2 separate regions of the Homo sapiens genome follow, and region 1 is linked to region 2. Evidence: read pairs that join two places in POLR2A ChIA-PET (ENCODE). Cell type or tissue: MCF 10A. All regions are shown on one strand. Links, peaks and the distances in the headings refer to the core of each region. The heading gives the core; the rest is flanking DNA. Region 1 overlaps IQCM (IQ motif containing M). Region 2 has its middle 190 kb from the start of LINC02355.

Region 1 (15,536 bases), core at 7,723-11,722, 390 kb before region 2:
GAGAGGACTTTTTCACAAATGTGCTGAAGGAAATGTGAGAAGGTAGGTCATCCTTGTCCAGTATGCTGTTGCCATAATTACTGATTATACAAATAGCAAATGCTTTTTGAGATCCTTCCAAATACCAAGCCTTGTTCAAGGCTTGTTGCAGAGAGGAAAACAGAATCTTTGCCTTTATGGAAGTTACATTCTAGAACGTTGGTTATGTCAATGCCCTGTTCAAAAACTTTCAATAGTTCTTTGACCATTTCAGCAGCATAAAATGTAGCCCTCTGCTAAAATCAAACAGACACACAACTTGATGTCCCCCAGACTACGAGTATTCTCACCTCCATGCCTTTGCTTGTACTATTTCTCTCACCTCTCTGTCTTCTCTGCTCTTAAGTTAGGCATTCTGATCCACTCAGGACTGGTATTCAGTACCACAGGGGTGTACTGGCCAGCATTTGGTTCTGATTAACCCTGTGCTCACCCTTCCAGGTGTAAGTAGCTCAGTTCTTCTTGAACTCTCTTTTATGTCACCTTCTCAGGCCTCGGTGATGTTGTCTTCATTTGAACTCATAGTACTCACGGATTTATATCACTTATTTCACAAAGCTCACAGATTTCCTTATGACATCTGGCATACTTTTTGCATGTTGTTTGCATCTTTATTTAAAATTTGATTTATGTTTTTGGCTTTTTTTTCTGAAATAAATGGCAAGTCCTTTGCACAGCTCAGGCACTAAATATGCTTTTATTAATTGATGGATGCATTAGGAAGGACTCAGCATCTCGTAACTGTCTGCTGGAGACTTAAAGTGGAGAGGGGCCCCATTTGCTGATATTTTGTGTCATTGTGCCCATCTCTAAGCAATTCCATCCTTCCTGGCCGTTCTACACCCCCAGCTCCTGTCTCAGAGTCCTCCCTCATCACCTCAAGTTTGCAGGGACATTACCATGCCAGCACCCCTTAGGATGCTTGGCTAGTTTTTTGCATTAAAAGGACAGTGGGATGTCTTGCTTTCCAGCCAATTTAATGCAGGCTGACACTCCTGGCACACTGAATTAAGGTGGAGGAGCCAACAGACCCAGAGAAGAGTCCATTTCTGTGGAAATTAAAACAAGAAAATGATGGAGCACAAAACATTTTTATTTCCTTCTTATACTTAAAGAAGACAGTGTAGTTAAACCAGGCCAGAAGATGAGTTCTGATTGTTAATTGCTGAGGGAGATGCAGTATTTTAATTTATCCCAGTTCATTTGCAGAACTAGGCAGACAAGGTACATGTTCTGTGCTCTAGCCCATGAGATGATGCTGACAATTTGAGAATTAATCATTTTTGGATGTTCCAGATTTGCTATTTTAAAACTGTACCTGCAATGGTATTTTCCCCGCTCTGGGTAGAAGCTGAGGAAAAGTGTTGTAGCCTTTTATCTAAGAGCATGAGGCTACAGGGTCCTGACTTTCATAGGGCAAAGCTGGCTTACAGATTTACTGAAATAATTACCAAATTATTTAATAGGTTTTGAATTCTGAACTCATAGTTTGTTAGTCGAGTCTGCCAACTGAACAATTATACATAGAATCTTAGAACAAGGGTCTCCATGGAACTCTGCTAAAGCATTTAATATTCCCATTTCTAATTGTAAAGCCATTTGAGCATGTAGTAGTATGCACTGGTGTAACTGACTCCTTGGATATAGAGGTAACATTTGATGCATTTTGGATAATGCTTTTGAAGTAATGATAATGTCAAATGTAGAAGGGCTCAGCTAATGAACCCATTAATCAGCCCTTTGTTGAGCACCTCTAGAATGCAATGCACTGAGCTGGGAACCATGAAGGATGAGGCACAAGGCAGACTTCATTCCTCTAACTGAACATTTAAATATTCTGGGAAACTTTCAAAAATGCCAGATGCCTAGGTCCCACTCTAGACATATATTTAAAAACTCCTTAGGTGATTCTGATATTCATCCAGCATTGAGAACTACTGGTATAAAGTATAGTTTTGTTTTCAAGGCATTTGGAGTCTAACTGGGAATGTATAGGACTAAAATTGGGAATATAGATATATAGTATATATCGATCACTCTGTGTTTTTAGCCCCTTACACAGACAGCTTATGTTAAGTTTCTAGGGAGAGGCATGGACAACATAACTACTGTATTTAAGAGAGGAACAGATCACAGGAAAAGAGGCTGGGTGGTCATGGAAGAGGTAGGATTTGAACCTAGGCTTTGAGGGCAGGTAGGATATAAATAAATATAGATGAGAGGTCAAGGCATTCTGAGTGGAAGGCTGGCATAAACCTAAGCTGAAGGCAGGAGTGTATAAGGTATGTGCCAGGTATTAACTGGATATTAGTTGAAAGTAGTAAGAAAGCAAGTAGTAGAAAGTAGTAGGAAATCGGAGAGACCTGCATAGGGTCTTGAGCCCAAACATCTTTTGAGTTTTGCACATGCCACTACATAGCTTCTTACCTTGACAAGCTATTTTACTTCTCTAAGCTCCAATTTCCACATCTGCCAAATATTCATAATAATAGTTCTTATCAGGTTGCCTAGACCCAGTAAGGCAATGTGTATATGAGTACTCGATAAACTGCAGAGCCCTACCCAATGCTAGCTATTGTTACTGTGTTTTGGAGGGGAAGGCATTGAAGGTTATAGAGCACAGAAATGACATATAAAAAGTTTTAATCATTCACCCTATTTACCTATGAGTGAGCAAAAGAAATAGCTAAAAATAAATATTTATCATCACTGAATTACTTAATGTAACTGTGTTTAAGGACTTGGAGCTCACACTTTAAAAAAGAAGATCATTCTAACTGCCCCTCATGACTACTGAAGAGGCTATGCCTGAAAAAGCAAAATGTGAGTATCTGTGCTTACCTAACATAGTACAAGTCATAACACTCCAACTGTTTTAACCACTCTTTTCTATTAATTAGTGACCCTCAGAGCACTACACTTATTGGCACATCTTGAAAGGATTTATTCCATTCCCTTTATTTAAAAATAACCAACTTTTGAGAGATCTTTTTAACTTATTGTGCTGTCCCATATGGTATCCACTTGTCACATGTGGGCTATTCAGTCCTTGAAATGTGGCTGGTGAAACTAAGGAACTGAATATTTAATTTAAATTTAATGAATTTTAATTTAAACTTAAAAACTGATAATTCAGTTATTGGAAAACCTTTAAGCATGTTTGGAACAAATTTGGGCATATAAATCTATTTTTTCAAGTGATGATTTTATAAAATGTAAATACAGATTAAGTAGTTCTGATAAAAATTTAGCATGTGAGTTGTGATGTATGTAAGTACAAACAAAATACATATAGAGTTTCGAAGATAGAACAAAAAAGAATGTAAAATATCTAATTCATTTTAAATATTGATTAATGTTGAAGTGGTAATATTTAGATGTATTTTATTTAAATAAAATATTCTATAAAAATTATGTTACACAAATTAATTTCACCTTTTTTAGTATGTCTACCAGAAAAATTTAAATTACATGTAAATTACATATTCAGTTCACACTGTATAATCTTCTAGCTTTATTGAGGTACAATTCACAAATAAAAATTAAATATAAAGGTGTGCAATGTGCGTGTTAACATGTATACACATTGTAAAATTATTACCTCTATCGAGCTAATTATAATATCCATTACTTCACATAGTTAGCTTTTTTTCTGGTGTGATGAGACTACTTAAGATTTCTCTCAGCAACTTTCAGGTATACCATACATTATTATTAATTACACATTATATTTCTTTTAGAGTTAATCTAGACTTGGCAGCAAATACAAGCAATCCTAACATATAGTGCCGCACATAGAGCTGAGGTTATTACTGTTCTGCTACTTCCTCTTGGCTCCTGTTACCCCTGACAGTGTATGATACAGGCCAGCAAGCATCTGCCCAGGGCTGCCAATAGAGCTCTGTGATGATCACTTTAACTCTCTTTTTATGTGGATAACACAGAACACTTTTAAAGATGGGAAGGTCAGAAAGGGTGGAAGATCCAGGAAGTGGAGGAGGAATATTCTCTAGTTCCATTTTGCTTTAGGTCATGCCCACATGACCTTGATGCTATGAGCCTGGCATTTCCCTACATCTCCTTAGTAACCTGACCACTGTCTGAGAAATATTAACATAGAAAGATTTTTGGGCAGTACCCTGTAAGATATGTCTGAGGTATATATGAAACTTATTAGCATTTCTTGGTGCAAATAAGGCAGGATACTTTGTTAAAGAAGACCAGAGAATAAGGGAGGGGGAAAGTAAGTCAGTAAGAGACAACTCAACAGAGTGCCTTTAATTTAGAACTGAAGAGTTGAGTCTTAATGCAGAATGTATTACGGAAAAAAATGTTGAATATGTGTTTTAGGAGATGATAACCAGATGCCACTTGAAATTTGGGTTTCATTTGGTTCTTTAACTCTTTTTAGGAATAAATTAGAAATAATTTATGTTTTCTTCACTTACATGTAATGAAATTAATATAAATTATTGTATTTGAAGTTTTTGTCCAAAGAGCTTCTATTTACTTTCCAGCTCCATAACTCTTTACCCTAGAACTGATGGCCTTAATTCCAGCTTCTCTCCTCTTCAGCTTCTCCCCTCTACAGCTTCTCTCCACTTCTTGGCACTCTAATCCTTCTCTCCATCTGAACCTGTTTACAAGCAGGTTCTTTCCACAGAGGCACTGTTATTCAGACCTTTATTTGTTTTTTGCTTAGCTGTTGTATGTTTACTTTTCAGCAAAGAAATTCTGCAAAATAAAACTTAGGAAGAGCTCAAATATGTAAAACAGATAAGATCTGAGCCTCTGATTGAAAGAAGGAAGCACCCCCAAGGCACATGAAATTAATGAAGCACATATTTAAAACCACTGCCTTAGCCTGGCTTCCATTCACTTATTTCTCTTGGAGTATTTCTGTTTTCAATATTATTTTCAATAATACAGTGTAAAGCTTTATCTTTTTAAAGGGAAATTCATACATTAGTGCGCTAGCGGTAGGGGGTGTTGGTGGTTTATGTTGGCTTCTATCACAGTGCCTATCTTAACTGACTGTCAAGGCATTTATTTACACATTTTTTCTAGCACTAGACTCTTAAGCACTTGGAAGACAGAAATAGCTAGTCTTACTTATTTTAGCACATTTAGCATCAAAACAGCATCTAGCACTTAGTAGGTACTTAAAAAATGTGTGCTAAACTGACTCCCATTGTGTCTGAGGTGGGGCTTTTGTTACACCTGTCAGGCATTTACTCTGATTACATACACAGGGTTGGCCTTAGCCATGTGGCCACACATCTTTGCTTAAGATTATCTTTTAACTAAAATTTTGTGAAGCCTCTCTGAAGAATGTAGCCTATTAATGGGAAGGATGTAAACCCTCTGAGTATGGCCAGTTGTTTTTATTATCGTTATGAAAAGCAAATGTTTTTAAGCCCCTGGGTCTTTTCGGATACAGAAAATACTTACTCAACAATTCTAATTAAGAGATGGCTTATTCTCTGTCATAGTTTCCATAACTAGATTTTCTTTTTGTATCTTCACTTCAGAGGCTCACTGGAGCAACTATGTAGAACCTCTAAAGTAGTAGAGAAATCTGGTTTTATGAACCGTCATCACAATTGTGTTAAGCTGATGATATATGAAAAATGAGGTTTTTTTTTAAAAGATAAATGTGTGAAAATGTTTTAGGCTAGTGAAATATTTGGGATTAGAGCTACTCATATTTTTTTTCCTATAGGAATGTTAGTATTTGCACTCATGTCTTAGATGAGTTTAATATGACCATTTCAACCTCTTCATGAACTTTATTGCAAAACATTTATTATTACTTGTAATGACTTACTATTGCTTTTGGGAACTTTAATAACATGAAGAATCCTATGTATGAAAATATTTTATTAACTGCAAACATATTAGTTAGTTTTGGATAAAAAGGAATTTTAATAAGACAATTTACCCAAACTGCATTAGGAAGTTATCTTTGTGATTCTGAAGAAATGAGGGTTGACTAAAAAAAAAAAAAAAATTATATAAACACTGTTGGGGAAAAGTTTAGCCCAATGATGGTAATGCAATAATCTCAAAAATAATACAATTTCTCACATTTATTGAAAGCTTATATGTTAGGTGCTGTGCTGTTTTGTAACAGTGTTTAAGTTAATCTTCAGACAAATCTCTGTGACATATATTATTATTATCCTCTGTTTACAAATAAGAAAAATAAGGCTTAAGACAATAAGGTTCATGAGCAAACTGGAATTCAAGCACAAAATAGTGTGACTCAGGAATAAGAGCTCTTAAAAATCATTCTATATACTATCAATATGTATTTACAAATTAAGTTATAAGTATAGTTTTCATAATAAAGAAGGAACAGACCTTGGCAACTTCCGCAAAATAATAGGTGAAGTGCACTTGAATGTGTAAAAGATGCAAGCTTATATTCTTACCCCATTATGAACAAAGAAAAGAGAAGCCTCAAAGATTATTGACTAGATGGAGCTTTAATAAAAATGTTGTTTGATTTCTTGTAATTTTTAGACTCATTTGTGGGATAGATACATGTCCTTGGAAATTATAAAAATAAATGATGCTAGCATTGTCTTTTCTAAGGCATTGAGGTATGAGTTATCTTGTGCTATCTTGTGAATTTCACTCTTGTTCAAGGGCCACTTTTTAGTGATGGTAGAAAATCAGAACAGCTACCTCAGTGCCTCAAATGACAACAAGGGCTCAGGACTGCCAGCTGGAAGTCAATGTCCACATGACTTCATTGGAGCCATTTCAGGATCTATGTGAAATTGCTGCTTTCTGACCTTGGCTGCCTTTCTCTGCTCCTTTATGAACAGTCTCAGGCCTTGTTCTGCTCAGTAATCTCATGGCCTGACTGTAAGGGTATGCTGTGACAATACCTTGATATGTCAAGATCTGCTTTCTGGCCCCAGCAAGGCCATTAGCGCTACTAGAGCGCATATAGTTTCTCCACGGTCCACAGGTGATGGGTGGCACTTGTGGACAGGGGAAATCAGGGACTAATCAACAAAGAGCCCAGCAAGGAAGAAAATGCTACTTTGGGAATTTAACTCCTCTGTCGAAAGCTAATTCTAGTTACAAAGGGGGAAGTCGAAACAGCTGCATCAGCACATTAAATGACAACAAGGGGCAGGATTGCTGGCTTAAAATGCAAGTGTCAGGGAAACGTGCGTATCTCACCAGTGTGACCAGCCAAGTTTCAGAGGAATTTCCAGTACTCATGAGGTGTACATGGCACTGGGAAAAGCAGTACATTTGTAGAAAAGAGCAGCAAGGAACTCAGGAGCACAGTGCCTGTGCAGAGCCGCAGCACTGCTGTGTGACTTCAGCAGGCTGTCAGGTCTCTGCTTCTCAGAATTTGCCTATAAATGAAGACTAGAACATCTCTAAGGTCTTGTCTGAAATAAGACATGATGGTTTCCACAAAGCTACATTTTGAACAACAACAAAAAACCAGTGACTTAATATATTAATAAATTATATTGCTTGTCATGTGTCATGCACATGACAATGTTGTAATTATAAGTGATTGTAATTAAAGTAATTGTAAGGGATATTTGATTAGTCAGAAAAAGGGAATTAAAAGAGGAAAGGACTGTCATGAGAGAAGGAAAAGGAGGGCAGGTTGTGAAGTCACACCTAGGAATAGCTTGCTGGCTTTCCTCCATGAAGTAAATGCTCTGGCTAGAGGCCTCCTCAAAGCAAAATTGGATTTTGGTTGAAATTTGATGAAACAGTTTTAATTCCAGAACTCTTGCCCTTTCCGTGTGAGGACAGTGCTTCTTTTGGCTTGAATTGGAAAATTAATGTGAACCGGGCTCCATTCCTCAGGACCTCATTACCCTAAGGTAACAGCTACCTGTGGCCTGTGAGTCTACGTGGTGAAAAGCAAGGAGATATTTTGTGCAAGAATAAAGAGAGAGTGTGGCCTTCAATAATTTATTATGAAATTTTCAAACACACAGCAAACTTGAAAGAATTTCGAATCAATGCCCATATACTTACTACCAAGTTCTTACCATTAATATTTTACTGTACTTGATTTGTCACATACCCATCCATCAATCAACATGCATATCATTAGTTAGAATTAATTATTTCTTTATAGTTTTTCTTCTTTTGATGTAAAATGTACATACAATGAAATGCACAAATCTTAGGTGTACATTGAGTACACTAATGATAATATATGCCTGTATAATCCAAATTCCTATCAAAATACAGAACATTCCCATCACTCCAGAAATTTCCTTCATGTCTCTTCTCAGTTAATCCATCATACCTTCCCACAGAATAATAACTGTTTTGTTTTTTCCACCATAGATTAGTTTTACCTGTTCTAGAACTTTGTATAAGTGGAACCATATAGCATGTGCTTTTTTGTGTAAGTCTGCTTTAACTTGGCATAATATTTTTGAAATTTATCCGTAGTGGTGTACATGTCAGTACCTCTTTTTATTGCTAAGTAGTAGTTTATTGTACACATATAACCACAGTTTACAAACTCTTCTGTTGTTACATATCTGGGCTGTTTTCAATTTAGAATTATTATGAGTAAAGCTACTGTAAACATTTTTGTACAAATCTTTTGTAAACATACATTTTCATTCTCTCTGGTAAATACCTAGGATTGGAATTGCTGGGTTGTAGGATGGGTGTATATTTAGCTTTAAAAGAGATTGCCATACCTTTTCCAAACTGATTATGCTATTTTACATTTCCACCAGCAATACTTGAGGGTTCCAGTAGCTCTACAGCCTCATCAACACTTGGTGTTATCAGTCTTTTCAATTTTAGCCGTTTTGGTGAGTGTAGTGGTATCTCATTATAGTTTTGATTCACATGAAGATTGAGTTTTTAATTGCTTAAAATTTGAGTGGGTGAAGAGTAGAGAAAACCTTCATAGTAAGAGTACTAATAGAGATAGAGTTATAAAAACAGAGAGCCCACTGGCCAGACTTTGAATAGGTAATATATTTAAATTTTGCTGAGTTTGAGTTAAGAGGAGGAAGCCAAGAAACACTTATAAGTGTCAGGATCCACTGATACAATTCCATTTTTAGTATTTGTGCTGCTGAAGCAAGCACACAATCAGCTAATAATAAAGAAAATATGTAAAGAGGAAAACTTAGACAAGGCTGAATGAGAATGATGTAGTCTACATGCTGTAGAATTGTATACATAACCCTGGTTAAAAGAAATTAAGAAACTTAGGCTGGGTGCTTTCGGTCACACCTGTAATCCCAGCACTTTGGGAGGCCAAGGCAGGTAGATTGCTTGAGCCCTGGAGTTCGAGACCAGCCTGGGCAGCATGGTGAAACCCCATCTCTACAATAAGTACAAAAATTAGCTGGATGTGGTGGTGCACGCCTGTAATCCCAGATACTCAGAAGGCTGAGGTGGGAGGATTGCTTGAGCCTGGAAAGCAGAGGTTGCACAGAGCCAGAATTGTGCAACTGTACTCCAGATTGGGCAACAGAGGGAGACTCTGTCTCACAAAAAAAAAAAAAAAAGTCGAAAGAAATTAAGAAACTTAGAAAAATCCATAGACATGTGTTTTTGAATTTCAGTGCTGCTTCTATTTAATAAATTTATTGAGGTATTTTATTTTACAGTTATAATTTTATCAACAAGTTGGAAGGTAAATACTCTTGAGGAAATGTACAGCTTCATACATTAGTCATCAAGTATGGAAAACACAGACTTGTTAATAACTTTTGTGCCCAAAACATGTTGTTATATCTTCTATACAGTAACATTTAAAGGACTTTCAGAACTGAAGGATGTTTCTGTTTTGTATATTTTCTTTGTTTTTTCTGGACTGAAGTAACTTAGGATAACCTATCTTATCACCTGACCATTACAACCTTATATTTCTTCTTAAAAGCAAAATATTATGTTAAGAGATCATTGTATTTCTTTTGCTTCCTTTTATAATGTCAACTTGTAAAATTTACTTTCACATTAACTGCTTAAAAAATGTTTCTCTGTTTGTATATTAGGTCCTACATTAGAGATCACCAAGCAAGACTTTTTTCAAGAAGCAAAAACTCTCATTGCCCAACATTATGAGAAAATAAATGAGGTTAGTCCTTTGCATTTATCTAATGTTACATTTTAAAATTTTTGCATACTACAAGGATTCTCCCAAAGGATTGCATAAACCCTAAGATATGATAGAATAAATAGAAAAGAGAATAGAATTGAAGAGAAAAATGAAATGCTCACTAGCTATAAAAATTGATTTCAAATGACATTTTAAAATAAGATTTTTTAGTTGTATGAATTTTAATTATACAAATGTGTTTAATTTGTACATTTAATACAATTTAAATTTTTTTTGAAGAATTTTAACATAAATAATTGGATTTATCATGTCACATAAATATCCCTTTAAATGCTGTTTAGTCGAAGCTAAACTAGAAAATAAATTGTGAGATGAGTCTCTTCTATACCCTTAGCATGATTACCTTAGCATGATACATTATATTCCATGTATCTTTTTGCATTAAAATTGTCCGTTTGCTGGTCTGATAGATCCTTGAGGGCATAGAATATTTTTTGAATGCTGTATCTCTAGCAATAATGATTGTTCCTGGCTCAATAAATATTTGCTGAATGGCATATATTTCGAAAGTGAGAAGAAGGAGTGAAAGGGAAAGGGATAACAAAGAGACAGAGGAGGGTCAGCACAGGGTGACATTTTGGAGGAGAGCATCTATAGAGGAGGTAGCAAATTTGGGGAAGGGGCAACTATTGTGACCGTTGGGCCTTTGGGAAGACAGGTGAGGGGAGGGTAACTTCGGATGGTTTACTGTGTGTCAAATGATCCTAGTCCCCTGCTAAATACTTAAAAATTTTTTTAAACAAAATTTTAAGTAAGCTTTTAAATATTTTTCAATATTTCTTGCAGATGGGGAGGAGGATTCTAATTTTTACTTATGTTTCTTTTGAATGGTCCTTTATGCCAAGACTGGCCATACATACTTTTAATCATGTAATCAACATTGTACGCATTGCTTAACTAATTTTTCCTCTAACCAATTTAAAATGATTTTCAATTATATTAATTTCACTGGTGGGAACATGGGATGAATGTTTCACGGTCTTCAGAGTTAGACAGATGTGCCTTAGAAACTTGACCTGTTTAAATTTTTATCTAATAATAACAGTCCAATGTTCCATCTTCGGTTGCCTGGAAAAATGTAATACTAGCACACTAAAACCTCCTTATTGACCTTTTGAGTCAGCAACAATTTGAATTTTTCTAAACCTTTTTTTTGGGTGTGTGTGTGTTGTTGGGGGAATAGGGAAGAACTATAGCTCTCTCTGTGTGTAGAACAGTTATGCTATTTGGATAATTACCTGTCAGAGACCTGGAGCTGTATTATTTCTCTGTTGTTCAAGGTGGTCAAAATAAAGAAGCAATTATGATTAAAGGATATGAAATGTATGTTGTATTACCAGTATGCTCTTTTTGAGAGGTTACCTCCATGTATGTTCAGTTATTTCTGGTTCAGCAAAGGAAGAGATTTGGGGGATGTTAGCATTTTATGGACATCTGAAAGTTCTTCAAAGATGGTTGAAAATAATTTAATTCTTACATGTCTATTTGAAAAACTCCTATTTTACAGTAGACTTGAAACCTGTAATTAAAAATATCACTTTGGGGAGAAAGTTGCTATTTTAAAATTTACATTTCTTTCAAAGGGGAATATAATCCTTATGCTTGTGAAGGACTTTTAGAGAGTGACATAGAATAACATCTGATTTAGCTGGTTACTGTCATTTGTAATTTACATTAGAGTAAATGTCTTATATAGCAAGGTACTTTGTAAAATGTATGTACTAGAGGTGCAATTTCATGAACTTATTAATAAAATATATAACTTTATTAAATAATGCATACTAAAATTAAATTTTGCCAAAATCTATTTTTGTTTTATTCATAGAATAAAGTTCAAGGTACTTCTATAAATGTTTTTAGAAAGAAACACCAAAAACCGAAATCTGGCAAATACATACCTTTGGAGATTGACAAAAAGGTAACACGTGATGTGGTGCAAGAACATCGGGCCGCACTCAGAAGGATTTGCTTTCCCAAGGAGCTTTCCAAAAGCGAGCATCTTCAGGAACCCCCACAACGAATCTCCTTCAAGGAACCACACATTTTTAGTAGAAGAGAAAGATGCAGGCCCATAGATCTAATTACAAAAGGTAAGTTTTTGGTGGAGTGAAGAAATTCAGCAAACTCACGGACAAAACTATTTGTTTCTTATGTGCCTGTAATGGAATTTTCTTTTTCAAATAATTCCCTGAACTTTAAATCTTAACAATGAAAGGTAGGGAGGCCTGATTATTAGAGCTGCTAATCTCTGGGCACCACCAGAAATTGAGATGAACCCATTCTAAAGGGAAAGAGAAATTTAGGGGAACAAAACTTGTTAGCCATGTCTTCCAGAAGTGATCTTCTTCCTAGTGAAAATCCTCAGAGACTGTTTATTTCACAGATGCTAAAGCAGCCATGGACGATAGCCCTGAATTCTGTTTTTGAGCAGGATCAATAGGATAGGCAACTTACTCGTGAGCGTGTTTCCTCAAAACACTAAAAAGATTTTTGGAAGCTATAGAGTTTTCCCTTAAAAGAAATTGTAAAGGTTTATCCTCTATCAGTAACATGGTAGGTGTAAATTAGAGATCGCTTTAAGCAAAGTGATATTGTTTTCCTGAAAATAATGGCTTGAATACATGACTGCTTATAATACATTTCTAGTATAGCTTTCACAGCCTCATCTTATTTTTTTCCTCTTACGTTATTTCTAAAGATGTTTATTTATTCATACACTCATTTGTATTTTTCCTATTCAACAAAGAATGACTGCTCTGTGCCAGGCACTAAGTTAAGAGCTGGAGAAACAGCAATTAAAAGGCTCAGAGAGTAATGGTGAGGATAAACACAGGGTAATTTCTTACTATACAGTGTAACAGTTGCTGTAAGAGGGTGAGTGTGAAGCATTATGGAAACACTGAGGAGCAACCAACCAAAGGCCAGAAGAGATTTCTCCTGAAAATTTATCAGAAGAGATCTCTTTAGAACTGGGTTTTCAGGAGAAGTAGGATGGAAACAGAAGATGCCATTCTGAGTCGCAGGAACAAAATGTATTAAAGCTCTGAAGGATGTAAGAATATGATATATTTTGGGAAGGGAGAGATGTGGTAGGAAATAAATTTTGGAAGATGGGTGGGCTAGAGTTTGAAGGGAATATAATAGTAGACCTAGAATTTGAACTTATGTTTAATGGAAAGACATGATGATTTCAAAGCTGTAGGTGGGGGAAGAGGTGAGGTATAATCAGATCTTTCTGTTAGAAAAATAAAACTGGCAGCAGAAACTGTAGAGAGAGTGATGACAGAGAGCTAAGTGAGGAGGCTGTCCAGGTGAGAGATGACAGGGCCTAAATTAGGGCAGTAGGGAAGCATAAAGTGTGGAGGAGGGCTGTTCCATCAGCATTTCTCAAAGCATGCTCTTCAGAATGTTAGTCCTGAGTGATTCAGTGACCTGACAAAGGGTTCTTTGGTTAGAAACATTTAAATAAAATACACGTTATATTCCTTATTGGAGATTCGTATTGATTATCAATATATTGAAAGGTCTAGGAAATACTGCAGAAAAGAAATCTGTTTACTGTTTTTAACCTTGCTACCCCCAGTTCATTTGGCCAAAGAACCCCCATTTTTTTTCCACATTATACCAGTTAATGTCCTTGAGACTAGTGTTCTTTTTAATACATTTTGATAAATTCAGAATTAGTGGATTATTTTAGGATGAATTAACTGGTTTTTGAAAAATCAACTGATGTGTAATGAAAATGAAGATGATAAGATATTGAGGCTTCTAGACTGAGAAACTGGACAAAAATCCTTAGGATGGGGTAGAAATTTAGAGACTATCTCAGTCTGTTCTTGCTGCTATAACAAAATGCCTGAATAATTTATAAACAGACTAAATTTATTTCTCATAGTTATGGAAGCGGGAAATCCAAGATCAAGGTACTAACTAGCATGTGGTTTTGTGAGGGTCCAGTCTCTGCTTCCAAGATGGCACCTTGAATGCTCTGTCCTCTCGATGGGACAAAAGCTGTGTCTTCACATGGTGGAAGGGATGGAAGGGAAAAGGGCTAGCAGCTCTCTGAAACCTCTCTTATTAGGACATTAATTTCCTTTATGAGGGTGAAGCCCTCATAACTTAATCACTTCCTCAAAGGTCCTATCTCTTAATACTATCACATTGGATCTTAGGTTCCAACATGAATATTGGAGACATACAAACATTTGAAGCATAATAAGGGGAGGAGCAGATTTTGGACAAGTGGGGAAAGGGATGGGGGAAAATAACGAATTCAGTTTTAGACCTGTTAAGTAGACACACATGTGGAGATAGCCATTAGGAAGTTGGAAAAGGAGACCTAGCACTTGAGAGGTACGTGAAGATTGAAGATAGATGTGAGGGATCACTACCGTACTGAAATTGTGGGGCTCATGCATTTCTTCACCTAACATTTGTTTAATTTAACATGTGAGGTATGAGAGACAAAAGATATGCTGCTTCCCTTCAAGAAATTCAAATTTGATGTATATAGTTTTTGCAGTGGCATTGAAGGACAATAAATAGACAATTATAGTATGACTCATACTGTAATAGAAAGTAACTCTACTGCTTTAAAGTGAATAGGAGGATATCTGATTCAGATTTAGGTGTCAGGAATAGATTCTCAGGAAATTTAAAGTCTTTGGTAAATTTTGAAAGATAAATAAGTGTTAACTCAAAAGAGAAAGAAAATTCTATCTAGCTAGAGGGCCTAGCATCTACCTGACAGTGGATCTCTGAGAAAGTGATTATGATGTTTTTGACAGAATTAAAATGATTTTACATGACTAGAACATGAGGATTGGGGAGTGATTACAGATAACAGACTAGATACTGAACAACACTGAATTTTAACCTAAAAGTTATGAGAACAATTTAAATGTTTTAAAGAGAAGTTGCAGTGATAATATTTGCATTTTAGCATGTTTACTGGCTGTAGAGATGGGGTATGATGGATTTTAGATGCATAGAGACCAATAAGGAGATAGTAATTCACACGGGGAAAGACAACTTAAATGAAGGTAGTAACACTGGGGATAGTGTTGGGAGAGATTTTACACACATTAGAAAGGTAGAGTTATTTAAACTTGGTCAACAATAAAGTAAAGCATAAGACACAGGGAAGAGCTGTGGTAGTGGGTTAGTGGTTTACACTAAGTGGCAGCATGAAGCCAGGTATAGCAAATTAGAAGGTTGGAGATGCATCTTATATAATGGTAAAAACTGCCACCACCAATAAGTTGGAATCTAGACCATGTACCTACTGAGCTTTGTAGCTTCAGGTAAAGAAGTTGGGAAATTCATTATTAAGACATATTGCTGGTTTCTGGCT
Region 2 (15,536 bases), core at 3,045-7,044:
ATTTCAACCACTGCTATTCCAAAAACATTAGGAGCAAAATCATGGAGTTAAAATGAAAGGCACTTACAAACTTAAATATAAGATTTCTTAATGAGTGTTGTGTAATCACTATTCCAAGTAGTAAATATATTTATAAGAGAAAATTAATAATATCACAATTACTTTATACAAATATAAAAGTTGTTCTGATTATGACAGTTTGGGACAGGATGTGGAAGTTCACTTTTCATTTAATAAAATGTGATTGTTCTTGTTTCAGGTTTTCTACATTTGACTCCTTGATTTTTAGCAAGTTGAAGTAAGGCTACTGAATGTCTTTTAGAGGTGTGATCCTACATTAAGTTCAGTGACAATATTTCACTCTAGAGCTGTAGAAGACAGTGTAAGGTCATGGAAAAGAAGCCTTCACTTTTCAGTAGTCAGTTTCTATATAAAAATTGGCACTTGGTGCTCATCAAAGAACAAGAAATATTGGATATGCTCTAAATGTCCATTGTGTTTTTGAGCCAACTACCTGATGGAAGTCATCACTTATATGTAAATGAACTGTCAATGGCTTGCCACAGTTGGCAATCACTGGACTGTGAAGGGTATGTCTTAATAAAAACTGAAGCTCTTCACAGACTTTGATTTACTGGAAATAAAATAGAAGAGTCCTCTGAGACTACAAAGGACACTTGTTTCAGATAAAACATCTAGACAGTAGCAATATATTTAGGGCTTTTATTATAGCAAAACTGCAAATTAGAATGGAGTGGTGAGAAAGTTCCTGTGACCCAGCTGAATTCTAAAACACTGCTTCTGACTGCAGTAATATGATCTTTAAAATAGCTAAGCCAAATTAAATAAAAGTGCATTAAGGAAAAAAACAGAAACAATGCAAGGTCAAGATTCAGGTTTGTTACATCTCTTAAATTGTTTATGACTTGTGTATTACATCTTCTTATGTATCTATAATTTTTTTAATCAGTGCAACTATTAGAATAGTTGAAAGCCCAACTTCTCTGGTCCTATAACATGGACTTCTCACAATATTCAAATTTAAGAGGATTTTTCTTTCCTATTCATTCCTTTCCCCAACTTCCATCCCAAGCACAAACACAATTGAAACACGGAATTCTGTGTAACTATTAATATTTTTATTGTTTAATTAATAATAATATATTTGTAAAATGCTTTTGAGTTGGCAGTATACTTTTGCACCAATATGAAGCAGCTTGAATATGTAGATCACATTTTTATATTGACTACTTTCTCCCAAAGCACAGTATGTTCACAGATGTACATCAGTCAGGGTAGGTTAAAAGTGTTAAACGGCAATCCTAATAATCCCATTGCTCACTTTACATTCCAGTGTGAATAGGCAGGGACTCTGTTCCATTTTTTTGTTTTCAAACGGAGTTTCACTCTTATTGCCCAGGCTGGAGTTCAATGGTGTGATCTCGGCTCACTGCAACCTCCACCTCCCATGTTCAAGCGATTCTCCTGCCTCAGCCTCCCGAGTAGCTGGGATTACAGGCATGCACCACCACACCCGGTTAATTTTGTATTTTTAATAGAGATGGGGTTTCTCCATGTTGGTCAGGCTGGTCTCGAACTCGCGACCTCAGGTGATCCGCCTCCCTTGGCTTCCCAAAGTGCTGGGATACAGGCGTGAGCCACCGCGTCTGGCCTCCGTTCCATTCTTCAGGGCCAGCACTGCAGCCTTTGCACTCAGGCAATAGACAAAAAAGAGAGATTGTGGAGAAAGCTGACTTTCTTAACCACTTCAATCTGAACTTGGAACTTATCACTTCTACTCACATTCTAGAGGGGAGAACTTGTTAGCTGGTTCCCTCTAAATTATAGAAGTCTAGGAAATGTGGTCTAGCTTTGTATCAAAGAAGAGAGTGTGCCAATTTCTGCCAAAGAAAATGAGTTTAATTCCTCATTATTTTAGGAAACAAGAAATATTTCAAATAGCTTCACTTAGATTGTCATAAATCTGGTTTAAAATTTTTATTATAAAAATATCCAAACAATCCAGCCTTTCCTAGTTTCTTCTAGTTTCTTCCTAGTTTCTTCAAGATTTTGATAATAATTCCCTTGCACAATTCATCAGGAATCCTGAAAACAGCTAGCATCAATGTAAAGAAAACATATATTTTTTAAAAAAGTATTGATAGATACTTTTCCTTCTGGAATGAAGAACTCTGGGTTTTATTTTTGTTTATTTTTGTTTTTTGTTACTCAAGTACAAATTATGTAAAGTAAATAATTTTCAGTAATATGCTGATAAGAATAATTTTTCTTAATGAAAATAACAACAACAACAACAATTTTCGGTTTAGGAAATAGGCTATCAGAAACAAATACTTCCAAAACAGTGGAGAGGGACACAAAATGATATTGTCTCCAGATTTTTCTATGTAAATAATCAAGAAAAGAAAGGCCAATAAAACTGTGATAAGGTATGACTGTCTTACACCTCAGAAGTAATTCTTAACTTTATTCTAATAGGTTGAACAATTAAAAATTCTCTCTCTTCCCTCTCTTTTATGACTTGGAAACAAGTCAGGGGAAGGAAAAAGAGAAACCTTAAAGAAACAAAATTCTAAATAGATTTGCTAACAGTTTTGAACAAATGTGCTAGTTTAAATCTGCTGTCTTCAAGATTGCAAGATCTTTCTGGAATAAACCCTTAAACTTCCAAGATTTGGGATTGTTAAACAGATTTCATATTAGATATTTTTAAATTTGCGTGTCTCCTGATTTTTTTGGAGAAGTCTGCATATTTTGCTAATTTTCCACATTGTAGAACACGTATTTTCAATGTAATAATGATAATATTACACCAAACACTATTCAGCCTTCCTCACCCCCACAGAAAACTTTGCTTTAGAGCTTGGTTATGTAGGGATAAAGGGCAAGCACAGAGCATTCATCCTACTGGTATACCGCCTGGTATGGGGCCAGGTTCTGAAGTCAGCAGCTGTGGGGTGGCTTTCTGATTCAGTTTCCTGATTTTGGCAAGTGAGTTATGGGGTAATACAAGGAGTATTCATGGAACACCTCTTGCAATCTGTTTCTTCTGCAATCGCAACAATTTTGAGTTGTCTATGTGTCTTAGTAAATATCTTTCTGATTAATACAGCTAGTGTTACCCTGTCTTCTCTGAGAATCCTGACTCATGAGTTATCTTTCCTTCCTTCCTTCCTTCCTTCCTTCCTTCCTTCCTTCCTCCCTCCCTCCCTCCCTCCCTCCCTCCTTTCCTTCCTTTCCTCACTTCATCTTTTCCTCCCTTATTATTAAATAATGCTAGTCAATAAAGGCTCTACTAATAAAAATATATTTAAAAGTTAAGGTGCAGTTTTCAAAATGAAGACTTTTGAGGTACTCCATAAGCATATGCCAGATATCAGATATCCTGGTATGTCACATTGTTCCAAGCAATCCTAGTTCCACTTTTCCTCTGCATATTACTGCAGCTTCATCTTACTGGCAAGAATATTTGATATCCTAAATAGTATTCCTATAAGTGATTCTCTATACAAGAAAAGGCAGAGGTATCAGAAATGTAACTTTATATTTGATAGCAGCATGATTATTTATTTATTTATTTATTTTTGAGACGGAGTCTTGCTCTGTCATCCAGGCTGGAGTGCAGTGGTGCGATCTTGGCTCACTGCAAGCTCCGTCTCCCGGGTTCACGACATTCTCCAGCAGGATGATAATTTTATAAAACTCCAGAGGCTTGACAGTTGCTTATAATTCACAAAAATGAAAAGATGCAATAGGAAGATATTTATCAATTTAATCTCTCTGAATTTTGACAACATGTATATTAAAGACTAAAATATTTGTAAATTTAGTAGTAAATTTAGTACAATTTCAATGATAATGTAGTTATTCTGGAAGAAACGTCTCTCATGTAATTATATGACTAACAGAAGAAATATCGGGACTTTGTAATGTGTGAAATATGATTATAATGAAAACTGATGTTGTCTTATGCATGTGTAGGTTCTATAGATTTTCACTGTAAACCAAGAAACACGGCTAATCTGTAAAAGAGCCTGAAAACATGCATCTTTAAAACATCACCAGCTTTTTGATCTCAAATAGGTGATTTTCTTGATAAAAGTGTTTTTTAAAAATAAAATTCTCCTGTACTAAAAGAAAAATACCAATAACAAAAAAAGACTGTGAGGATAAAAATGTGAGTAACTATCTTATAGAATGGAGTAGCTGGAGTAGGTATTACTTATCTAGTCTAAGGCCCTCATTTTACAAAAGTAAAAGCTGAGATGAAGAGGGTAAGTAAAGTCATTCAGCAATTTAGTGCCTGAGCTAGAATTGGCATTGACTTCTGATTCCCAATTCAATCTTCTTTATCCTATTTTATATACCTTCCCAGAAGACAAAGTGAGTGTGTATTAGTTAACTAGAAGGAAGAAGGATCTACAATGCAAGCCCAAACTGGGCAACAACACAAAGAAACTACACACAACCCATGTGATGAATGCCTCTTTCTGACTTCTTCAATAATTTCCCTTCCCATACACAGAAAAATCTCTCTGGTGTTCTTGCTTGCATCTCCCTTTTCCTTGTGCTTTAGAATAGGTTAGATAATTTGATCAATTAAGTTGGTTCAAGATGCTAATGAATCCTCATGGCTTCATGTATCACCTTGTTTGCATTTTAACAAGGCCTGTCAACTCATCGTGTATGACTAATGATGAGAGCTTTAGACATCTCACATCTTGTGCAACCCATTTCAGGGGCATCCTGGTAATCTTCATGTCATATGGATTGACTACTAATATTATAGAATTATAAAAGCCTCCCTATCTATACATTTTATTTTGTGTGTTTGTTATGACTTTTTTTAAGTGAGCTTCCCTCCTAGTATGCATCTTGTAACTACATGATTACATCAATACATTATATTATTTCAGGTTTTATGTAGGGAAAATACTTGTTTAATTTTAGATCCCAGGCTAGCTAGCACAGAATCTCTGCATTAAACAGCCACAAAGAATTACATTTTTTAAAAAACCTCATGCTTCTTTTAGAAAATAATTTACCAATTCTTCTCAACTCTTTTTTCAAAATATTTCTGGATTTGTCCCTTTTTTTTTCATTCCAGCATTCATTCTGCTAGTCCAGGTCCTTCTAAGTCTAGACTACTTGATATGTCTCAGAATTGTCTCAGATATAAATATCCCCATTCTTCAATTCATCTAGCATTGTATGGCCCTCCTACTCAAATCTGTTCTATAATCTCTCAATTATAACTGTCTAGACCCTTAGCTGAAGTTCAAATCTTCATGCTTATATCCTATGCTGCTTACAACGTATCTCCACCTTATTGACCAAACTGCTTACCACCCCAAAAAAGCCATATTCCTGACTTAGTTCATACCATCAACCCTTCCCTCCCATTTATTTTCTCCTTGTCTGCTGAAACTTTAGCTTATCTTTCTAGGCAACCAGTCCTAGAGCCACCTTCAAAGTTTTCCCAGAAAACTAAGTCATCTTCAGTGCTTTCATTTCCCTTCTGCCAGCGTGAATTTGTCTGCACCATTTATTTTTGTTATTAAAGCTATGTTGCACTTCTTACTTGCGCTGGTCTCACTTTGCTTCAGAAGCATTACTTTTTTTTTTTTTTTTTTTTTTTAGCACATGCATGTTTATCTCTTTAGTTCTTCTGTGAGTCATACAGATGACTAGGTCCCATAGGAACACAGGAAAAAAAGCAACATGTTGCAGACAAACGTCAAAATTTTTAACTCACCAGAAAAACAAAAGAACAATTCCTGAGAACAATGATTATCCACATGCCTAACACTAGTGCAAGCTTTCTAGAAATTCTTATTGAACTAAGATCATTTAAACTAGACTAGTTTACAAAGCAGAGTAGACTAGCAAGGGTATTATCAAGAAGCAAAAGGCTTTAGTTTTTTTTATCCTACAGCAATTTCTAGAAAATATATAGATAGTAACAGGTCATAAAAAGACTAATCAAAAATATATCATCTAAATTGAGATCATTGTGAGTGTAAAAGGAGAACCAAAAGGAACTAAAATTATGTATTTATTTTTCAACAAACTAGTTTTATTATATTGGTGAACCTGTACAATAGTCAGTCACATCCAAAAACATTACAAAAATACAATTTTTTTAAATAACATACATCTATAGGCCTTAATGTAATATAGAAAGATGTTTTCATTGAATATTTAAACATTAACAATTATATAAACAGAATAATTATTTTTGGTATTATAAGGGAGAAAAGGGGATATGTTTTCCCCACTCATCACAAGGTTTATGGCATACACCCCTATAACAAAAGAAAGATTAACAGGAGGAAAGCATAACACAGTCATGTAATCAAAGTTTTATGTGACATGGAAGCCTTCAGAAATGAAGATCCAAAGACCCAGGGAAAACTGCATTTTTATTGTTAGTCTGAGGAAAGAAGTGGATAGTCATGAGGAAGCATGATTAGACAAAGGGGGCTATGATCTAATCATGACAATAACCTGGGGAGAACTCAGCAAGGCCTGTTTGTTCAGATCCTCCTTGGCCTTGCTTTGTAGCACTCCCCTCCCCTGGTACAGGGCAGCAACCCTCTAGAATGATAACCTTTTGACTGACTTTCAGGAGAGGTAGGTCAGAGAATTCCTTTATGGCCAGGCTTCACACAGAAAGGTGAGGGAAGGTCAGAGTGAACTTCTTGCTTCTGTGACTTCTGTCAATGTGCTGTATTTTGAGATATCACATTCTGAGCCTTGACAGTATAAATTCCCATTTTTAAATCGCATAATTTCATGAATTACTTACCTGTAGCCCTTTAATACAATGTCATTGGTATGTTTCCCAGATATGGTCTCATTTTCATTTTTTTCATAAAATTATGTACAGTATTATTCTAAGTTGCATTTGATGGCTAACAATTTTAAAATTGTGACACCTTTAATTAAATCTTTTCTTTAGATTATATTATTTTTAGCCAAGAAGCCAAAAAAAAAATTTTTATATGTGCAGTAAGTTCAGAGCAAATTCTGCTAAGTGAAGATATTCTTAACTGTAAATATTTTGTGTGTGTTGATATATATATATATATTTCACCCCAAATGTTTTCAGAGATATTCACTTTTGGTGTCCTGTTAAGGTATATTCTTCAACAAATATTTTTGCATGAAAAAAGTATATCAAATATATATATATATATATATATATATATATATATATATATATATATATATATGTATAATTTGTTGAATGTTTTACCAACTTCAGGTCCTGCAAAATCATTGGCACTGTCAGTTGCATTGCATCCAGAACATAATTTGTCCAATTAAATATTAGAACTCCAATAACATAGTGCTTCTACCAGTCAACATACTTCAATGTGAAATTACAGAATTTCAGAATTACAGCTTACATGCCGTTAAAACTACTATTGTTTCATTTGCTCACTTCTTCTATTGCTTTTATGGGGATAAATGTCAGTGTCTTTCTGTTTCCAAGAATTGTGATTTAATAAAATATTTAAAAGATGGAATCTTTTAGCAATGATGTTTATCATATATTTTTATTAAGGGTTTTATATTGATTCTGAAAGAAAATGAACCCCAAATCTAAAGGACTCATGAAAGGTTCAATATCATTGTAGGACTCTTCAGTTGAATTACACAATAGTTCTTTAAAGGAAAGATATTTCTGAAATATTTTTCAGATTGATGATGGGCAAGAAAGAGAGAAAATGCTTATTGCCATGCTGAAGTATTGCTGCATTTTCAATCTCATCTTCATGCCCTCAACTTTGTAGTAGTTATTCTAACTCTGTTTACAAATATGTGTATGTGGGTTTGAAATTTAACAACTCCAGCTTCTATTTCAAGTTATAGAACATTACAGCTTGTTTGTATGCAATTAGGAATTATGTATGCACTACAACCAATTTTAGGAATATTTCTGCCCTAAAGATTTCTTGATTTTATAAAGACATTGTTTTTACCAAAACACCATTCTTCACAAAATTTATACTATTACCACTGCAAAAACAAAAATTTGATTTTCTATGTTAAACTTTTAAACTAAATTTACAAGTGTTCATTAACGTGTCAAATATGTCACTTTTAAGAGAATAAAATTCCTAAAAACTTTAATTTCATGAAATATATGAAAATTATTAGTATTATTAGAAGTATCTTAATCTATTATTGTTCTCTAAATAGGATCTGATTATGTTAATGTAATCTGATTTGTGTAGTGTCTTTCTGCCAAAAATAGTTAACACATAACAGCTATTGCTTAACCTGGAGAACATGTTAAAAACAAACTTGAGGTTTTGCTGGCAAGATGGCCGAATAGGAACAGCTCCAGTCTGCAGCTCCCAGTGAGATCAATGCAGAAGGTGGGTGATTTCTGCATTTCCAGCTGAGGTACATGGTTCATCTCATTGGGACTGGATGGACAGTGGGTGCAGCCCACAGAGGGTGAGCCGAAGCAGGGTGGGCATCACCTCACCTGGGAAACCCAAGGAGTCAGGGGATTTCCCTACCCTAGCCAAGGGAAGCCGTGAGGGCCTGTGCCATGAGGAATGGTGGACTCTGGCTCAGACACTGCGTTTTTCCAATGGTCTTCGCAACTCGCAGACCAGGAGACTCCCTCCAGTACATATGCCACCAGGGCACTGGGTTTCAAGCACAAAACTGGGCAGCCATTTGGGCAGACAATTAGCTAGCTGCAAGAGTTTTTTTCATACCCCACTGGCACCTGGAATGCCAGTGAAAGAGAACCATTTACTCCCCTGGAAAGGGGGCTGAAGCCAGGGAGCCAAGTGGTCTGGCTCGGCAGGTCCCACTCCCATGGAGCTCAGCAAGCTAACATCCACTGGCTTGAAATTCTTACTGCCAGCACAGCAGTCTGAGGTCGACCTGGGACACTCGAGCTTGGTGAAGGGAAGGGTGTCCGCCATTGTGAGGCTTGAGTAGGTGGTTTTACCCTCACAGTGTAAACAAAGCCACCAGGAAGTTCAAACTGGGTGGAGCTCACCACAGCTCAGCAAGGCTGCTGCTGCCAGACTACCTCTCTAGATTCCTCCTCTCTGGGCAGGGCATCTCTGAGAGAAAGGCAGGAGTCCCAGTCAGGAACTTACAGATAAAACCTCCAGCTCCCTGGGACAGAGCACCTGGGGGAAGGGGCGGCTGTGGGTGCAGCTTCAGCAGACTTAAACATCCCTGTCAGACAGCTCTGAAGAGAGCAGCAGATCTCCCAGCACAGTGTTCGAGTTCTAATATGGGTCAGACTGCCTCCTCAAGTGGGTCCCTGACCCCGGTGTATTCTGACTGGGAGACACCTCCCAGTAGGGGCCGAAAGACACCTCATACAGGAGACCTCTGGCTGGCATCTGGGACAAAGCTTCCAGAGGAAGGAAAAGGCAGCAATCTTTGCTGGTCTTCAGCCTCCACTGATGATACCCAGGCAAACAGGGTCTGGAGTGGACCTCCAGCAAACTCCAGCAGACCTGCAGCAGAGGGGCCTGTTAGAAGGAAAACTAACAAACAGAAAGGAATAGTATCAACATCAACAAAAAGGACGTCCACTCAGAGGCCCCATCCGAAGGTCACTGACTTCAAAGACCAAAGGTAGATAAATCCACGAAGATGGGGAGAAATCAGCATAAAAAGCTAAAAATTCCAAAAATCAGAATGCCTCTTCTCCTACAAAGGATCACAACTCCTCACTAGCAAGGGAACAAAACTGGACAGAGAATGAGTTTGATGAATGGACAGAAATAGGCTTCAGAAGGTGGGTAATAAAAAACTTCTCCAAGCTAAAGGATCATGTTCTAACCCAATGCAAGGAAGCTAAGAACCTTGAAAAAAGGTTAGACGAATTGCTAACTAGAATAACCAGTTTAGAGAAGAGCATAAATGACCTGACGGAGCTGAAAAACAGCACAAGAACTTCGTGGAGCATATACAAGTATCAATAGCCAAATTGATCAAGTGGAAGAAAGGATATCAGAGATTGAAGATCAACGTAATGAAATAAAGCAAGAAGGCAAGATTAGGGAAAAAAGAATGAAAAGAAATGAACAAACCTACAAGAAATATGGGACTATGTGAAAAGACCAAATCTACATTTGATTGGTGTACCTGAAAGTGACGGGGAGAATGGAACCAAGAATGGAACACTCCTCAGGATGTTATCCAGGAGAACTTCGCCAACCTAGCAAGACAGGGCAACATTCAGATTCAGGAAATACAGAGAACACCACAAAGCTGCTCCCTGAGAAGAGTAACCCCAAGACACATAATCGTCAGATTCACCAAGGTTGAAATGAAGGAAAAAATGTTAAGGGCAGCCAGAGAGAAAGGTCAGGTTACCCACAAAGGGGAAGCCCATCTGACTAACTAAGTGGATCTCTCAGGAGAAACTCTACAAGCCAGAAGAGAGTGGGGACCAATATTCAACATTGTTAAAAGAATTTTCAACCCAGAATCTCATATCCAGCCAAACTAAGCTTCATAAGCAAAGGAGAAATAAAATCCTTTACAGACAAGCAAATGCTGAGAGATTTTGTCACCACCAGGCCTGCCTTACAAGAGCTCCTGAAGGAAGCACTAAACATGGAAAGGAACAACTGGGACCAGTCACTGCAAAAACATACCAAATTGTAAAGACCATCGACACTATAAAGAAACTGCATCAACTAAGGGACAAAATAACCAGTTAGCATCAACATGACAGGATAAAATTCACACATAACAATATTAACCTTAAATGTAAAGGGCTAAATGCCCCAATTAAAAGACACAGACTGGCAAATTGGATGATGAGTCAAGACCCATCAGTGGTGCTGTATTCAGGAGACCCATCTCATGTGCAAAGACACACATAGGTTCAAAATAAAGAGATGGAGGAAGATTTACCAAGCAAATGGAAAGAAAAAAAAAAAAAAGCAGGGGTTGCAATCCTAGTCTCTGATAAAACAGACTTTAAACCAACAAAGATCAAAAGAGACAAAGAAGGGCATTGCATAATGGTAAAGGGATCAATTCAACAAGAAGAGCTAACTATCCTAAATGTATATGCACCCAGATTCAGAAAGCAAGTTGTTAGAGACCTACAAAGAGACTTAGACTCTTACACAATAATATTGGGAGACTTTGACACCCCATTGTCAATAATAGATCAATGAGACAGAAAATTAACAAGTATATTCAGGACTTGAACTCAGCTCTGGACCAAGCGGACCTAATAGACATCTACAGAATTTGCCACCCCAAATCAACAGAATATACATTCTTTTCAGCACCACATCGCACTTATTCTAAAATTGACCACATAATTGGAAGTAAAACACTCCTCAGAAAATGCACAAGCATGGAGATCTAAACAAACAGTCCTAGACCACAGTGCAATCAAATTAGAACTGAGGATTAAGAAACTCACTCAAAACTGCACAACTACATGGAAACTTATCAACCTGCTCCTGAATATCTACTGTCTAAATTACAAAATTAAGACAGAAATAAATAAATTTTTGAAATGAATGAGAACAAAGACACAACATAAGAATCTCTGGGACATAGCTAAAGCAGTGTTTAGAGGGACATTTATAGCACTAAAGGCCTATTAGAGAAAGCAGGAAAGATCTAAAATCGACACTTTAACATCACAACTAAAAGAACTATGGAAGCAAGGCAAAAAATTTCAAAGGCTAGCAGAAGACAAGAAATAACTAAGATCAATGCAGAACTGAAGGAGGTAGAGACACCAAAAACCCTTCAAAAAATCAATGAATCCAGGAGCTGGTTTTTTGATTAACAGAACAGATGGACCGCTAGCCAGACTAATAAAGAAGAAAAGAGAGAAGAATCAAATAGATGCAATAAAAAATGATAAACGGGATATCACCACTGATCTCACAGAAATACAAACTACCATCAGAGAATACTATAAACAACTCTACACAAATAAACTAGAAAATCTAGAAGAAATGGATAAATTCCTGGACACATACACCCTCCCAAGACTAAACCAGGAGGAAGTCAAATTTCTTAATAGACCAATAACAAGTTCTGAAATTCAGGCAGCAATTAATAGCCTACCAACCAAAAAAAGTCCAGGACCAGATGGATTCACAGCCGAATTCTACCAGAGTTACAAAAGGGAGCTGGTACTGTTCCTTCTGAAACTATTCCAAACAATAGAAAAAGAAGGAATCCTCCCTAACTCATTTTATGAGGTCAGCATCCTCCTGATGCCAAAACCGGGCAGAGACACAACAAAAAAAGAAAATCTCAAGCCAATAACCCTGATGAACATCGATGCGAAAATCCTCAATAAAATACTGGCAAACCGAATCCAGCAGCACATCAAAAACTTATCCACCACGATCAAGTTGGCTTTTTCCCTGGGATGCAAGGCTGGTTCAACATATGCAAATCAATAAATGTAATCCATCACCTAAACAGAACGTATGACAAAAACCACATGATTATCTCATAGATGCAGAAAAGGCCTTCAAAGAAATTCAATACCCCTTCATGCCAAAAACTGTCAATAAACTGGGTATTGATGGAACATATCTCAAAATAATAATAGTTATTTATGACAAACCCACAGCTAATATCATACTGGATGGGCAAAAACTGGAAGCATTCCCTTTGAAAACCGGCACAAGACAAGGATGCCCTCTCTCACCATCCCTATTCAATGTAGTATTGTAGTATTGGAAGTTCTGGCCTGGGCAATCAGGCAAGAGAAAGAAATAAAGGATATTCAAATAGGACAACAGGAAGTTAAATTTTCTCTGTTTGCAGATGACTTGATTGTGTATTAAGAAAACCCCATTGTCTCAGCCCAAAGTCTCCTTAAGCTGATGAGCAACTTCAGTAAAGTCTCAGGATGGAAAATCAATGTGCAAACATCACAAGCATTTTTATACCCCAATAACAGACAAACAGAGCCAAATCATGAGTGAACTCCCATTCACAATTGCTACAAAGAGGATAAAATACCTAGGAATACAATTTTCAAGGGATATGAAGGACCTCTTCAAGGAGAACTACAAACCACTGCCCAAAGAAATAAGAGGACACAAACAAATGGAAAAACATTCCATGCTCATGGACAAGAATCAATATTGTGAAAATGCCCAAAATAATGTATAGATTCAATGCTATCCCCATCAAGCTACCATTGACTTACTTCACAGAACTGGAAAAAACTACTTTAAATTTCATATGGTACCAAAAAAGAGCCCGCATAGCCAAGACAATCCTAAGCAAAAAGAACAAAGCTGGAGGCATCATGCTACCTGACTTCAAACTATACTACAAGTCTACAGTAACCAAAACAGCATGGTACTCTTACCAAAACAGATATATAGACAAATGGAACAAAACAGAGGCTTCAGAAATAACACCACACATCTACAACCCTGATTTTTTACAAACCTGACAAAAACATGCAATGGGGAAAGGATTCCCTATTTCATAAATGGTGTTGAGAAAACTGGCTAGCCATATGCAGAAAACTGAAACTGGATCCTTTCCTTACACCTTATGCAGAAATTAACTCAAGGTGGATTAAAGACTTAAATGTAAGACCTAAAACCACAGAAACCCTAGTTAGAAAACCTAGACAATACCATTCAGGACATAGACATGGGCAAAGACTTCATGACTAAAACACCAAAAGCAATGGCAACAAAAGCCAAAATTGACAAATGGAATGTAATTAAACTAAAGAGCTTCTGCACAGCAAAAGAGACTGTCATCAGAGTGAACAGGTAACCTACAGAATGGGAGAAATTTTTTGCAATCTATCCATCTGACAAAGGGCTAATATCCAGAATCTACAAAAAACTCAAACAAATTTACAAGAAAAAAATCAAGCAACCTCATCAAAAAGTGGGAGAAGGATATGAACAGACAATTCTCAAAAGAAGACATTTATGTGGCCAACAAACATATGGGGAAAAAATCTCATCATCACTGATCATTAGACAAATGCAAATCAAAACCACAATGAGATACCATCTCACACCAGTTAGAATGGCGATCATTAAAAAGTCAGGAAACAACAGATGCTAAAGAGGATGTGGAGAAATAGGAATGCTTTTACACTGTTGGTGGGAGTGTACATTAGTTCAACCATTGTGGAAGACAGTGTGGCAATTCCTCAAGGATCTAGAACTAGAAATACCATTTGACCCAACAATCCCATTACTGGGTATATACCCAAAGATTATAAATCATTCTACTATAAAGACATGCACATGTATGTTTATTGCAGCACTGTTCACAATAGCAAAGACTTGGAGCCAACCCAAATACCCATCAGTGATAGACTGGATAAAGAAAATGTGGCACATATACACCATATACAACATGGAATACTATGCAGCCATAAAAAGGGATGAGTTCATGTCTTTGCAGGCACATGGATGAAGCTGGAAACCATCATTCTCAGCAAACTCACATAGTAACAGAAAGCAAAACACCACATATTCTCAAACATAAGTAGGAGTTGCAGAATGAGAACACATGGACACAGGGAGGGGAACGTTACACACCAGGGCCTGTCGGGGGCTTGGAGGCCGGGGGAGGGATAGCATTAGGAGAAATACCTAATGGAGATGACAGGTTGATGGGTGCAGCAAACCACCATGTCACATGTATATCTATGTAACAAACCTGCACCTTCTGCACATGTACCCCAGAACTTAAAGTATAATAATAAAAATTATAATAATAAAAAAACTTGAAAATAAGCAAAAACCCATTTAGTAACTGATCTAAATGAAAGTAGAGCTTCTTAGAATTATACTTAGATATCTTCTAAATTTTCACATTTTAAGTCATCTTTGGGTGCAATCTCCTTAAAATAGCTACTAGAAAATGTTATTATTAATCTTTTGTGAAACAAATTCAGCCCTTAATTTTTAATTGAATGTAGATTTTTTTTAGTTCATGTCTGCTAACAAGTGTTGGTTGAAAAATTAAAATGTTACCAAACAAGATATGAGTTGACAATTCTGAAACTATTAAGTACTTTACATGTATACTAGACTTGAACAAAGAAATCTATTGCGGATAATGACAGCTAAGTTTCTCACTTTCTGAGATGTTACAAATAAGCAAATGAGAGCTAGAATGAACTCTACTAATATTATTGGATTTTCAACTCAAAGAGGAAAAAAAATCCATGAATCCATAAAAGTACAAATAAATGATTGAATACATAAATAGGGAAGGAGGAAAAAAGTGTTACCAACATAGGTGTCAATTTTAAAGCCACTGTGCAATCACATTCAGATTATTCTCTACACTTTATGGCTGCCTGCTGAGCCTCCATTTCCCACACAAATTTCAAATACACCTAACCTGTAATTTCCCTTGTTTCCTACTGACTCCAGCAACCTGAGGTCTGGGAGCTCTGTGGATCTTCCAAACTATGGTAGGGCTACAGCACAACTGTGTGGTACACCATGTGACTGGCAAGAACAGCAGCATGAAATACATTC

Evidence for each region. ChIA-PET counts read pairs that join two places held together with the same protein. Peaks named below come from ENCODE experiments on the same cell type or tissue, not always from the same donor. Only the 100,000 strongest peaks of a DNase experiment are listed, where the experiment ranks them.
Region 1: POLR2A ChIA-PET joins it to region 2 with 5 read pairs; 1 of 35 experiments calls an interaction of 5 or more read pairs at or near these places.

The regions. Positions count from the first base shown.
Region 1 is chr4:149,729,981-149,745,516 of GRCh38, reverse strand. It overlaps IQCM (IQ motif containing M), which reads left to right. Exons shown (of 14, transcript NM_001363507.2): 3 at 2,778-2,862; 4 at 10,059-10,141; 5 at 12,009-12,273. The coding sequence starts at 2,826. Among named protein-coding and RNA genes, the nearest start is that of IQCM, 78 kb to the left of the region's middle. In MCF 10A, for the core only: no CTCF peak of the experiment used is centred there; a DNase peak (open chromatin) is centred at 9,506.
Region 2 is chr4:149,334,802-149,350,337 of GRCh38, reverse strand. No RefSeq gene overlaps it. Among named protein-coding and RNA genes, the nearest start is that of LINC02355, 190 kb to the right of the region's middle. RefSeq lists an enhancer at 8,195-9,394. In MCF 10A, for the core only: no CTCF peak of the experiment used is centred there; DNase peaks (open chromatin) are centred at 4,717 and 5,727.